Regions from separate parts of the Mus musculus genome. Here region 2 is linked to region 1. Evidence: chromatin contacts called from ENCODE Hi-C or POLR2A ChIA-PET data. All regions are on one chromosome and are shown on one strand. Each heading gives the region's core, a stretch centred on a gene start or an enhancer-like site at or near the end of the contact. The rest is flanking DNA. Distances are from core to core; before and after follow the strand shown. Region 1 overlaps Sobp (sine oculis binding protein). Region 2 holds the start of Pdss2 (prenyl (solanesyl) diphosphate synthase, subunit 2).

Region 1 (6,532 bases), core at 1,661-4,160:
GAGGCTGCCAGTTAGATGAGAGGCATCATCAAATGCCCAACATATGTTGTTTGTGCATTGCTTATGTGACCAGTCATTATTAAAATGTATCTTTTAATCATATCAGTTTACAATGGTTAAACACAAACACTGCATGAACACAGCAGTAGAACACTCTGAAATCAAGGTTTCCCTTAGACCAGCACTGACTGACGCCATTGCTAAACTGCGGGGAGAAGGTTTCAGTACACTAACAATGGTGCTGAGTTTTGCAATCCCTTCTCTGAAGCTGTGCAGCTCAAATGCTATGGGAAAGATAAAGAAAGAAGGAAGAGAGAAAGAAAAAAAAAAGATTGTGTGTGTAGAATCCTGTCAGGAGAAGTGAGGGACTAGAGGAACTACTGAAAATTTTGACATCTGTTTATCTGTTTATAGCGATGGCAAGATCACTCATATTAATTCTTGTTTAAAATGCCATACGAAGGGAAGACACTTGTGCAAACAAGAGTCATATTTGAATTGTAGATCATGTCTGTGCCATCTGTGAGAGCTGATGGTGTTGCAAAATTAATGTGTTAATGAAATCACAATAATTTCTCCAAAGTAATGGGTTCTGAAGCCGAGAAGGACTATTTTTTGAACTTTGGTGTCTAGTGATTTCCAATTGGGAAGGCATCTGAGCCTTTAATTAGCTCTGCAGCCCAGCTTTAAAATAAATTTGGTGATATCTTTCTTTTGCCAGGAGTAGATCCGAAGGGGGTGGGGTGGAAGCCATAACAACTTTTGGAAAGTGTTCTCTGGTGTTTGAAAAGTTGTTAAATAAGACTGTCTGCCAAGAAATGTCACCAAAATTCTGACTGCCGAGAAAGAGTGGGCAAACAGCTCAAAAAATAATTCTAGCTTGCTGCAACATCACGGGTTGGGAGAGCTGAACCTCACACAGACTTCATGACTAAGTCCAAGTTTCTCCTTGGAAGCCAGACATAGCGGTGTTCGGCGCTTTATGCGATTGGTTAGCACAGCACACCCTTTCCAACCACTTTATTGGATACAGTGCACAGTGGCTTTACATAAGGAGAATTTTAAGAGGTTATGTTGCCTGATTGTTGAACTCCCTGGAGATTCCTTCCCTCCAACGTTATATAGATATGTATTTACATGAGCCTGTTAGGCAAGTGAAAATATGAAGACAAGTGTACTGAGTAGGTGTCCTAGGTATACGTACAGGGCAGGTGTGCAGGGCAGGTGTGCAGGGCAGGTGTGCAGGGCAGGTGTGCAGGGCAGGTGTGCAGGGCAGGCGTACTTCATAGGAGCACTGGGTAAGTGTCCTGGACAGGTGTACTCCATTTTGTCAGAGCCATCTTTGAAAAGGGGCGGCGGGGGGGGGGGGGAGAATGGTTGTTGCTAATTTTGAGGATCCTATTTATAAAGCAAATTCTTTATTTCATAAATCTTTCAGAAATGTACCCTGTAAAGGGTACCCTTCAACTTATTTGGGAAATGATGATAGAGTTTAATAGAGCCTTTATGTGAAACATGAAACGCCATGTACCCAAGAAAGTTGCTTATCTTACCTGTTGTGGTTTCTATTGCTGTGTTGTAGGTGTGTGACTGGTGTAAACACATAAGGCACACAAAAGAATACCTGGATTTTGGGGACGGGGAGAGAAGGCTTCAGTTCTGCAGTGCAAAATGTCTCAATCAATACAAAATGGACATTTTCTACAAAGAGACACAGGCCAATCTTCCAGCCGGGCTGTGCAGCACACTCCACCCTCACATGGAAAGTAAAGCAGAAGGCACCGGGGTGCAGCTGCTCACGCCAGACTCTTGGAATATCCCGCTAACAGATGCTCGGAGGAAAGCCCCTTCCCCCGTGACTGCAGCTGGCCAAAGCCAGGGCCCCGGCCCATCCTCGTCCACCACCGTTTCTCCATCTGACACTGCCAACTGCTCTGTCACTAAAATCCCCACGCCAGTGCCCAAGTCCCTCCCCATCAGCGAGACTCCGAGCATCCCTCCCGTCTCGGTCCAGCCACCTGCTAGCATCGGACCTCCACTGGGTGTCCCGCCTCGCAGCCCTCCCATGGTGATGACCAACCGCGGCCCAGTGCCCCTGCCCATCTTCATGGAGCAGCAAATTATCCAGCAGATCCGCCCGCCCTTCATCCGCGGACCACCGCACCACGCCTCCAACCCCAATAGTCCCTTGTCCAACCCCATGCTCCCGGGCATTGGGGCCCCGCCCGGAGGCCCCAGGAACCTAGGCCCCACTTCCAGCCCCATGCACCGGCCCATGCTATCGCCCCACATCCACCCCCCAAGTACCCCTACCATGCCTGGGAACCCCCCAGGGCTGCTGCCCCCGCCGCCCCCGGGCGCGCCCTTGCCCAGCCTTCCCTTCCCTCCGGTTAGCATGATGCCAAACGGCCCGATGCCGGTTCCCCAGATGATGAACTTCGGGCTGCCTTCGCTGGCCCCGCTGGTGCCGCCCCCCACGCTGCTCGTGCCGTACCCAGTGATAGTGCCCCTGCCGGTGCCCATCCCTATCCCTATCCCCATTCCCCATGTGAACGATTCCAAGCCCCCCAACGGATTTTCCAGCAACGGGGAGAGCTTCGTTCCGAGCGCTCCGGGCGACTCATCGGCGGCGGGAGGCAAGGCTGGTGGACGCTCCCTGTCCCCGCGGGACTCCAAGCAGGGCTCTTCCAAGTCAGCCGACTCGCCACCCGGAAGCTCCGGCCAGGCTCTGAGCCTGGCGCCCGCGGAGCGCGGTCGTGGGGAGGTGGTGGACCTGACCCGGCGCGCAGGCAGCCCCGCGGGTGCGGGAGGCCAGCCGGGCTTCGCGGGCGTGTTGCACGGCCCGCAGGACGGCGTCATCGACCTGACCGTGGGCCACCGAGCCCGGCTGCACAACGTGATACACCGTGCGCTGCACGCTCACGTCAAGGCGGAGCGCGAGCCGGGAGCCGCGGAGCGCAGGACCTGCGGCGGCTGCAGGGACGGCCACTGCAGCCCGCCCGCCGCCGGCGACCCCGGCCCGGGCGCCCCCGCGGGCCCCGAGGCCGCTGCCGCCTGCAACGTCATCGTGAACGGCACCCGCAGCGCCCCGGCCGAGGCCAAGGGCGCGGAGCCCCCGCCGGAGCAGCCGCCGCCCCCAGCCCCTCCCAAAAAGCTACTGTCGTCCGAGGAGCCTGTGGTGAACGAGCTGGAGTCGGTCAAGGAGAACAACTGCGCTTCCAACTGCCACCTGGACGGGGAAGCGACCAAAAAACTGATGGGGGAGGAAGCCCTGGCGGGGGGCGACAAGTCGGACCCGAACCTCAATAACCCCGCGGACGAGGACCACGCCTATGCTCTGCGGATGCTGCCCAAGACCGGCTGCGTGATCCAGCCTGTGCCAAAACCCGCGGAGAAGGCTGCCATGACGCCGTGCGTCATCTCCTCGCCCATGCTCAGCGCTGGCCCTGAGGACCTGGAGCCTCCGCTCAAAAGGAGGTGCCTCCGAATTAGAAACCAGAATAAGTAAAAAAATAAAAGGTTTGTATGTCCACCTGGGCGTTCCTCCAAGAGACAGCGCCCCTCACCTTGCTTGTTAGAGGCGGAGGTGAGATGCAGCCATCGTGTCACTTACCGCTTTCTCTGAGCACTCTGGGTGGCCAGGTACCATCAACGTTTTGATCCAATACCTATGACAGCTGGCAATGCTATTTAGTACACCATTAGCAGTTTACAGCCGAGAGACAGTTAAGAGCCAAGATCACTCAAGCCCTTGAACCTGAGTTGAAAGCACACTCTGTTTTGTGACACACTATTTTCTTCTTTTCGGGTTCATACCTAATTTATCCAACTGGAAAAGGAGGCATGGGAGGGACGATTACTTGAGGAATCTTACTGTTCAGTTAGGAGGTTGCAGAGCAGTATTGAAATGTCTGGGTAACCCATCAGTGGGCGAGCACCTAGAGCTGGTAGTCCATTTGGCAGATGACTCTTACTCTAGCTTCTCAAGATAACCATATCTGTGGGCTAAAATGAAAAACTAGCCTTACGGCCAACCTACCACGCCCCCCTTTCGGGTACTCAGTGGCTGAGCTGGTGAGTCTCACTTCTACGTGTAGACCTTAATGAAGTGGCAGGCATGTCTCTGTACCCTATGACTGCTGTACCCTACTTAATATCCAGTGAGCCAACAGTTCTGTGAGATGGCGGGGACCACACATGAACCACTGTAGCGACTCTTGCCAATCCTAGTGGAGTAGGCGTCCGGTAGCATACTACCAAGAAGGAAGCTGTGACTTGGAAATATTTGCTCAGTCAGAGCTTGTCGGTGGCGGACCCGGTGTTGACTTCAGGCCTGTCCATTCAATCGCAGAGGGTGAGCTCTCCCATCTATCCAAGCAGGCAACAAGCCAAAACATTGGTTTGTTATAATAAACATTGTTTATTAACCGATTACAGAAAGAAGAGAAATGGGTGTTCCTCCAGCATTTAACTTAGACACTGCTCCTTCCCTGGGCTGGGGACACACAGAAGAATGTGCAAAGTAGGTTGACTACGTCCTATGGTGGGGGGGGGGGACGAGGCCTGGGGGAGGGGAGGAGGACGAGTATCTTCACAGGGTATGCAGGCTCTTCTGGGTGTTTCCCCATAATATTTCTTTGGAGCTATCTCCAAAGAAACAGCTAGCTATCTTCATCCTCCTAGTGGAGAAATAGGATTGGGGAATTTGTCCAAGATTATCTAACTTGTGGGCAGAGTTTCGATTCAAATCCAAGTTGTGGAAGTCCAAAGCTTAATTTCCTTTTGAGCACCGTAGGAGAATCGTCTCACTAGTCCCTCTGTCACCACATTTACAAAAGGTCTCTTATCACCTTGAGGCAAAGTTTATAAAGCACAGCAATGAGCCTCCACTTACCAACTCGCCCGGTGTACACGATCCGAGCCCACCAACCTCTTGCTTTCATGGTGGGAACGTGAGCACTTGGCTTACAGCCAGAGTGGAAGCCCTGAACCAGAGCTAATGGCTAGTGTGAGAATCGTTTCTTGGCCACCATGGTTTGAGGTCTCCTTTCCTGCTGGTGGCTTTGCCAGTGGGGCCAGAACACCAGAGATGAGGCCACTCTTCTTTCCTCCTTTAGCCTACGATGCCTTCAGTCTGAAGGCAGTGGTCTTGGCCTTCTGGAAAGCATGCCAACTGAAAACACCCCAGATAATTTAATCTGCTTGACAATGCTTTGAGTGACCCCCCCAAAAGTGAGAACCTTTAGAAAGCACTGGGACTTGTCACTCACACACACACACACACACACACACACACACACACACTCAAGGAAGAATGGGAGGGTAAAAGATCTCATTGCCATTACTGTGCTAAGAGACCAGGACAGGAACAGTGACAGTCCCTATAAGTGTCTAAAGTATCTATTAAAAGCATAAGGTGTATGGATGGCTGTTTGGGTGACCTGTGCTTCTGAAAAAGTCATCCATCGGACAAGGGTAGTTTCCGTGGGTCAGCGTCACTACTAAAAATGTTAACTTGGCAATAGCCAAGTCTAGAAGATGCTGGTACCAAATAGCCTAATTCTTGTGATTGGAGAGTCCTTTTTATTGTGAGTTTCTCAAGAAATTATAGTTCTTTTTGAAAATCAGGCAAGGGTTTTGAGGGCTGCCGAGAGGAGGCAAGGCAAGGAATTTAAGGAGGGGAGACCATGTCTCCAGTAAGTCAGCAGAGCACCCAAGTAAATCGCTGGCCCCACATCACCTCAGGGCCCAGCCTCCACCTGCTGTGCTCCACTCTCTGGCCCTTCTGGTTCCCTGCTCAGACAGTGTTGCTTTTGCTCTAACTCTCAGGAACTCTCGTGGTTGGAGAGTTGGAAATACTCTATTAACTAAGGGCTGAGTACCCTTTGCGCCCTAATAGTGAGCGCTCCTTGGTAACAAGTCAAATTGAAAGCATTAAAAGAATAAAAAAATAAATAAAAGCAAGGGCTGTGGAGATGCCTTGGTGGGCAAAGCGCTTGTCACACAAGCACAAGGATCACCAGCCCCACGTAAAAGGTGACATGCCATGGTGCGGACCTGCAGATCTCAGTACTGGAGGTCAAAGCCATGATCCCCAGGGAGGTCTTGCTGCCTAAATCAGCTAAATCAGCTGCTTCACCTTCACCGTACCATACCATACTTTTTAGAATACATTTCAAAATCCGAAAGCCACTAGATCTGCCTTCAAAGAACTCGACACATTTGTTCAACCTCTGTAGACTGCAGGCCCCCTCTCCCATTTTGAAATTATTCTGTCCCCGCTTTCCCGACTTTATTCATTCTTGTTTGTGCGTATGGTTACAAATGATTCCAACCGGCAGATGTTTCTCCCATATGCAGAACTGATTAAGTTTAGTTGAAGACTTTTAGATGGTTGTAAACTCTTTTTAATCGCCAATGTTTAAAGTTAGGAATCCCAGTCCCACTGCCTCAGTAGCTAGAAAAAAAAATCCCACAAATAATAATGAAAACAATGTATGAGTATGTCTAAACTATTCTCCCCACACAGAAT
Region 2 (6,532 bases), core at 1,062-3,561, 200 kb before region 1:
TGAGGCAAGAGTATTTTCTTTATCTTGCTCCATCTTATATTTTGAGACAAGGTCTCTCATTGAACTCATTAATTATGTAGGCTGGCTGGCCAATGGGCTCAAAGGCACAGCCTGTTTCCACATTGCACCCTAATACTTGGGCTACAAAACCCACTTGCACACACTTTCTTGGCAACCAGCTTTTTTGTCAGTACTTGGAATCTAAACTCAGGCCCTCAAGCTTGCACAGTAGGCAATTTAATGACTGAGACATCTCTTCAGCTCCACCAAATAGAGCTTTATGGTTATGGATATATCACAGTTTGATCAACCATTGACCAATAAATGACGTTTGAGTTGGTCAGGTTGGGGCTATCCCAAATACCCACGCTGAGTATCATTCTCTTAATTATCAACATTTTGCTGTCAAGACTTTGGCAAATTTACAGCCAACTTTCAACACTATAAACACCCCTGTATAGATTCTGATATAGACAAGGTGTTTTTTTTTTAATTATTTCTTTAGGATAAATGTTTATGAGTATGATGGTAAGATGTATAATTTAATCTTATTTAATTTAATCTTATAAGAAATTTCCATTTTCCAGATTGGCCATACTGATTTACATACATGCCAAATTTAGTTTTTCTGTTTCTTCACCAGGATGTCCTTCTGTAAATCTGTATTTCATTCCTCTTAACTTTGTGACAGATCTCATAGTAATGTAAATCTGCAATTCTCCTATGGCTAGTGGTTTTGAACATTCATAAGCCCACCTGCCATCTTTTTGTCCAGCTCTTGTTTGCTTTTTCACTTTTGAGTTTGAGAAGGAGTTTCTTGTTTAGCACTGAATTTGCTGGTTTAGCTAGACGAAATGTCCATCACACTGCAGAGATCTCCAGTTTTCACATCCTCAGTACTGGTATGAAAAACCTCCACTTTTGTTGCTGGCGATCCAAACCAGGTTGTAGGACTTGTTCAACAAGTACTTTGGCAAAGACATCTCCCCTAATCCTCTTTGTACTAGTTTTATTCTCATAACTTTTCTGTGTGCTTGAAATAAACTACGAAACATGAGGTATGAGTTGTTTTTTAAGTGATAAATTTTTTTTTAAACCCTAGTGACAAGTTTAACACTAGTCTGGCATTAAGTGGTAAAAGCGTCAGAGGAAACTGACTTCAATCTAGATAGTCCAATACCTGGATATTTGGGGGTTTTTTTGTTTGTTTGTTTTTTGAAACAGGGTTTCTCTGTGTAGCCCTGGCTGTCCTCGAACTCAGAAATCCGCCTGCCTCTGCCTCCCAAGTGCTGGGATTAAAGGCGTGCGCCACCACTGCCCGGAGCTGTCTATTCTGCCTGTCTCTCTTGTCTTAATCTTTCTGTAGGTAAACAGCTTAACTTGCTCTGTAGACCAGGCTGGCCTTGAACTCAGAGATCGCACTGCCTTTGCCTCCCAAGCTCTGGGATTAAAGGCATGCACCACCATTGCCCGGCTCTATTCCATTTTTAAAATACCACTTCTTGACTGTGACTAAATAAGTATACATCTCTGATACCTTGACAAGCCATGAAGCATCTGCATCTCTAAAAGTGAAGAGAAACTGTAAAACACGTTCAAGTTTTTCTTTTACGAAAACCATTTATCCTGGGCCAAGTAGAAGAATGTTAAAGGGACACCAAAGAATACCTTAAAAGTTCAAAAGAAAGTTAGAATCAAGGAACTGGCCAGACCCAGAGTTACCATGGGTCGCTCACCTGGCAGTGGTAAGCAGAGGGTGTCCCGTCCCCACCAGCTTCCGCACCTGCATGGCGATATTGCTGAGCTCGTCGCTCAGCAGGCAGCGCAGGCTCATGAAGGATGCGGGGTAGCCCACGATCTTCTCCGCCTCGGACACCACCTGGTTCCAATGGGCCGGTGACCTGGAGGAGCGCCCGCGCCAGGAGCCCGCCGAGGAGATGCTGTCGAGGGATCTGAAGTACCACCAGTGGCGACTGGGGGGACCTGAAGCCCCGAGGTAACCGGACAAGCGCAACAGCAGCTGCCGGAGGCTCATAGTTTTGAGTCTGAGAGGGTCGGGGACCTGAGGAAGGTGGCCAGAAATGACACGGGAAGCAAACAAGGGCTGAGGAGAAACTTTCAGAATCTAACAGGAGACGGCGATTCCAAACCCTCAGAGAAGTATGGCTTTCTGGAGCCGTAACCAGGAATAACGTTTGCTGCTTCTGCAGCGCAGACTGGCGTAACCCCAGCGGCTGCTCAGAACTGCACTGGATACCTGCGCTGGTAACCACAGCCAGTGCCTACATGGGGGGCGCCATGTTGGAGGCATGAAATGCGGCCTGCCGTAAAGATAGGGGCGGGCTGATGAGCGGCAAAGAGTGCTCTTTACTTTACGGCACAGCTGGGACCTCCCCACTAAGGGGCGGACCCTCAGTGATGACCGGAAGGCGAGAGATGGAAGGGAGCCTGTGCCCCAGGACGTCGGTGTCCGCCCTTTGGCACCCCGCTAGCCCTGGATCTAGGCGCTCTCGGGGTCTCTGCAGCGTTTCTCCCGGCCCAACGCAGAGTGAAGCTTATGTAAATAAATGTCTGTATCGTGGGTCCGCGGCGAGATCGTAGGCCCGTGGCGCAGGCTCGTCCGGAAGCCTTTTGCTCCTGGGCGCCTTAGGCCCTTGGTGGGGGCCGCGGACCCGGGAGGGCGGCCCCGCTAGCTGGGCGACGACGTCTCCTCCGCGGCCCCCCCAGAGCTGGAACGCAAGTGGATCGGTGAGGCTGAGCCCTGCTTCCCTCAGCTTCCTGGCCGAAGTGCCAGGATTTCTGTGAAAAATCCAGAAAATAAGGATGCTGTGAGAATGGAATGAAACGTCGCTTGCTCCGGGACTGAAAATTCACTGGCATGAGTGCATTTCACATATTAGCTCACTTAATCTTTTGTTGAGTTTTAAAGATAATACTATTCCCCGGATTTTAGGGGGGATGGGGGGGAACGGAATGAGGCACAGCCAAATTGTAAGTTGTTATGGTCACATTAAGCAAAATGTGAACCTAGAGGATCTGGTATCTTTTTTTCTCCTCTCCTTTGGGTACTAGGGATAGAGGCCAGGCCTCATGCAGTAATGCTAGGCTAGTGCTCTACTTCGGAACCACATACCCGACCTAACAATTTGGTTATTTGAATACATACTCTTAACCACAACATTAAGTAATATGTTACCAAAAATTCTTTCTCATTGCTAAAGTAAAATTGTCAGTGTGACGACGCTTTCAGTGTTGGATGGAACGTTTTTTTTTTCCCCTAGGCCACAGTGGCCTGAGACTTCTTACTGTGTAGCAAACTGACCTGTAACTTCTTGACCCCATCCACCTCTCAAGTCCTGGGATTACAGACGAGGGCCAGAGGGCCACTCTGCTCTTCGGGTGCCACCTATTCAAGCACGTCTAGCATCTTGCCCTTTCTAATTAGACAAAACAAGTGTTGAAGTCCTTGTTAATCATAAAAAAATTAAAAATTACAAAACCTTAAATTCAATCCCTTGGGAAGAAAAAAGTAACATTAAGATCAGTAATATAAAAATAATAAACGACTTGTTACCTACATTTTACACTCAGGAATGGTTTTTAAAATTCATGTGAGCTTTCAAAATTCATAGTTGGTATTTTTTAAGCTCACATTATGTAAATGAACTAGAAAAACAAAGAGAAATTGTTCACACAAGATGCTTTTAGCCACAGAAGGTTTAGCGGCAAACTCCCTTTGAGTGCCAAGTCTCCTGTGATTTAAAGATTCTGTTTTTGAGCCAGGAATGGTGGTGCTTACAAGCACTCAGGAGGCAGAGGCAGAAGGATCTCTAGGTTCAAGAGCAGCCTGGTCTACATAGCCAGTTCTAGGCTAGCCAGGGCTCCAGAGTGAGGGCTCCATAGATAAAACAGCATATTAATTAAAGGTGAATTATATTTAAAAACAGTCTCCCCATAAGGGAGTTCCTATGTAAGATTCCTAGCAATAAAATCCAAGTATACTACTATGTAAAAATAAATGTAAAAGGTGAAATATTTTATCATTCTAAAGAGTTCTAAGACCTAAGCTGGGTTGTCCAAGGAGAAGGAAGTCAGAAAAATCCAGAGAAAGAGAGAGACTGAGTGTAATATATCGAGCATCTGAGGCTGCTTCTTCAAGATCATGGTACCTTAAGAGTAACTTTTCACACATTTGCTTTAATGAAAATTCACAGTATGTACTTTAATTTCTTCACAAAAGCCAAGTGCATTATTCTCTGGTCTTGGTCTGTTAGCCACGTTTTTGATTATTCATGGGACTTCTGCTCCCATTTACTTTAAATAACCAGCACTTTCCTTTATACTTAACAGTTAAAAGGTTGCATTGTATCTAGTGGTAATCAGTTTTGGAAAATTAAAATGATATTTGTTCTTTAGTCCTCCTGATTTATATATATATATATATATATATATATATATATATATATCCTTCAATCTTTATAGCTAAAGAGATGTCTGAATTTCAAGTGACAGGCTGTGAGGAGTAAGGACATCTAATACCACTAAGAATGCAAAGTAGCACACAGCAGTTAGATAATCACAGTATTGTATACACATTTGCATTATGACCCAGAAATATCAACTCTAGGAACCTATTCCAAAAGGCAAAGTAACTAAAGCAAAAGGTTGTTCATTGCTGTATTGATTTTAATAGAAAATAATCCAGACCTCAAAGTGGGCACTCGAGCACAACTGGACGAAAGAGGATCACCCCTGTATCTTTCAGGATATACATCAAATTAAAAATGCAAAGTACAGAGTAGTATAACACATTTTTTTGTGAAATAGATAAGACTGTGAATGTATTTTGGCATGTATTCTGAACAGGAAGGAACAGAGATCAGCAAGGAGACTGGTAACTATTCTATAATCCTTGGCTATGTAGATTTGGTTTTCAAATCATGTATACATGTTATGTATTCTAAATAATTTTAAATACAGAAGAAAAATCTAATTCCTAGAATTTGAAAATTCACAGAAGCAAATGATGTAACTACATATTAAGTTGCCATGTCATAACCATACCAAGCAAATAACTAATGACTTTTAAAAAATGATATTTTCATCATACGCCGTCCGTAGAATATGTTCCCTGGAAGAACAGAGCTACAAAAAGATCTTTAACTTCATTCTTATGGCTCATAGAAATGTAGATGCTATTACTTTCTAATCCTACATGTTATATGCAGAGAGTTGTTAGGTATGTGGATCTTTCAGAGTAAGTAAAATCCATATAATACTCAAGTTGAGTTAGAAATAATAAGTTCATGACTTTTTTCAAAAATGTTTCTTATGTAGTAATAAAATGTATTTATTAACCGGGCGTGGTGGCGCACGCCTTTAATCCCAGCTCTCTGGAGGCAGAGGCAGGTGGATTTCTGAGTTCAAGGCCAGCCTGGTCTACAGAGTGAGTTCCAGGACACCCAGGGCTACACAGAGAAACCCTGTCTCAAAAAACAAAACAAAACAAAAAAAAAAAACAAAAAAAATGTATTTATTGAAAAAAAAAACAAAAGATTTTGCTTTGTGTACCAGTTGTATAGTATAATAATCTTTAGCATTGTGTTGTACTTTTGATACACTGCTTTCTATAAAAACTAGGAAGGTGCTTTGGAGAATAGTCGCGCGCACGCGCACACACACACACACACACACACACACACACACACACACACACACATACCAATGTATGTAATGGATGTCTTGTCTCAGAAATCAAGGAAGCCATTTAAGTCTAAAAGACTAGTGAGACAGGACAAAGATCCAAAGACACCAACATAAGGGTTGATGAGGGAACAATGTGACCATCAAAAAGTAGTAAGACCTATAACTGATTGAAATTCATTGACTACACATGAGCTCACGCCTTTATAACTAGATGCAACTTCGGCAATGAGTAAAAGAATTGAGTGTTTATCCTGCTTCCCTGTGTAAATTCTGCTCAGTGGTCTTTTATCCTGGCTCAGTCCCTTGAAAACTGAACCTGAGACAAGGGCCTACTCTTTGGGCCGTTGATTTTGGACGGTGATCTCAGGATGACTAGGGAAAGTGAGACAAGGAAAGGCAGTATGAGAGTGTTCTTGAATTAGTCACCACCACAGGCGGTGAGGCCTCGGGCCACGTAGAATAGACTTCAGGATTGCCACCCGAGGTGAGAAGAGAGCACATATTAATAAGCAGCTTGTAGCTCTGGCTGCTCCAGGTTTCCATCTCGGGGCTTTGGCTCCTCACACCTCCAGCGTATAAAAATGCGCTAGGCGGAGGAGTATCCCCCACCTCAGGGATCAGGGGGTTGTGGTGGGGGGACAGAAAATGAGGCATCTGCATGTCCCAAATAGCTGCAAATGTATACGATGAAGAGAGGTGCTGTTGAGTCATGGTTCTAAGAAGTAGGTAGCCACAGAAACGGCCACAGCAAAAGATGGTTTGGGAAGACGTAAGACAGGAAACGGGCCTCTACTAGCGGGGTAACCAAATTGCCTCGATGGTAAAA

The links. A loop is a pair of places that touch in the nucleus more often than their neighbours do. ChIA-PET counts read pairs that join two places held with the same protein, here RNA polymerase II (POLR2A).
Region 2: a map of left cerebral cortex shows a loop between it and region 1 (4-fold over the local background). The contact joins the promoter of Pdss2 here to the enhancer-like site in region 1. A Hi-C loop is called at or near these places in 1 of 37 maps with a recorded cell type or tissue (left cerebral cortex). POLR2A ChIA-PET finds 5 or more read pairs at or near these places in 1 of 5 experiments (Patski).

The regions. Positions count from the first base shown.
Region 1 is chr10:43,017,969-43,024,500 of GRCm38, reverse strand. Sobp (sine oculis binding protein) reads left to right here. Exons shown (of 7, transcript NM_175407.3): 6 at 1,583-3,519. The coding sequence ends at 3,508. Among named protein-coding and RNA genes, the nearest start is that of Gm47815, 14 kb to the left of the region's middle. Within about 2 kb of position 2,910, at least 3 of the 3 ENCODE cell types and tissues checked have a DNase peak (open chromatin) inside an H3K27ac peak, as active enhancers do; they include left cerebral cortex, where a contact is called at or near this core.
Region 2 is chr10:43,217,265-43,223,796 of GRCm38, reverse strand. It overlaps Pdss2 (prenyl (solanesyl) diphosphate synthase, subunit 2), which reads right to left and starts at 2,311. Exons shown (of 8, transcript NM_027772.2): 1 at 1,737-2,311. The coding sequence starts at 2,035.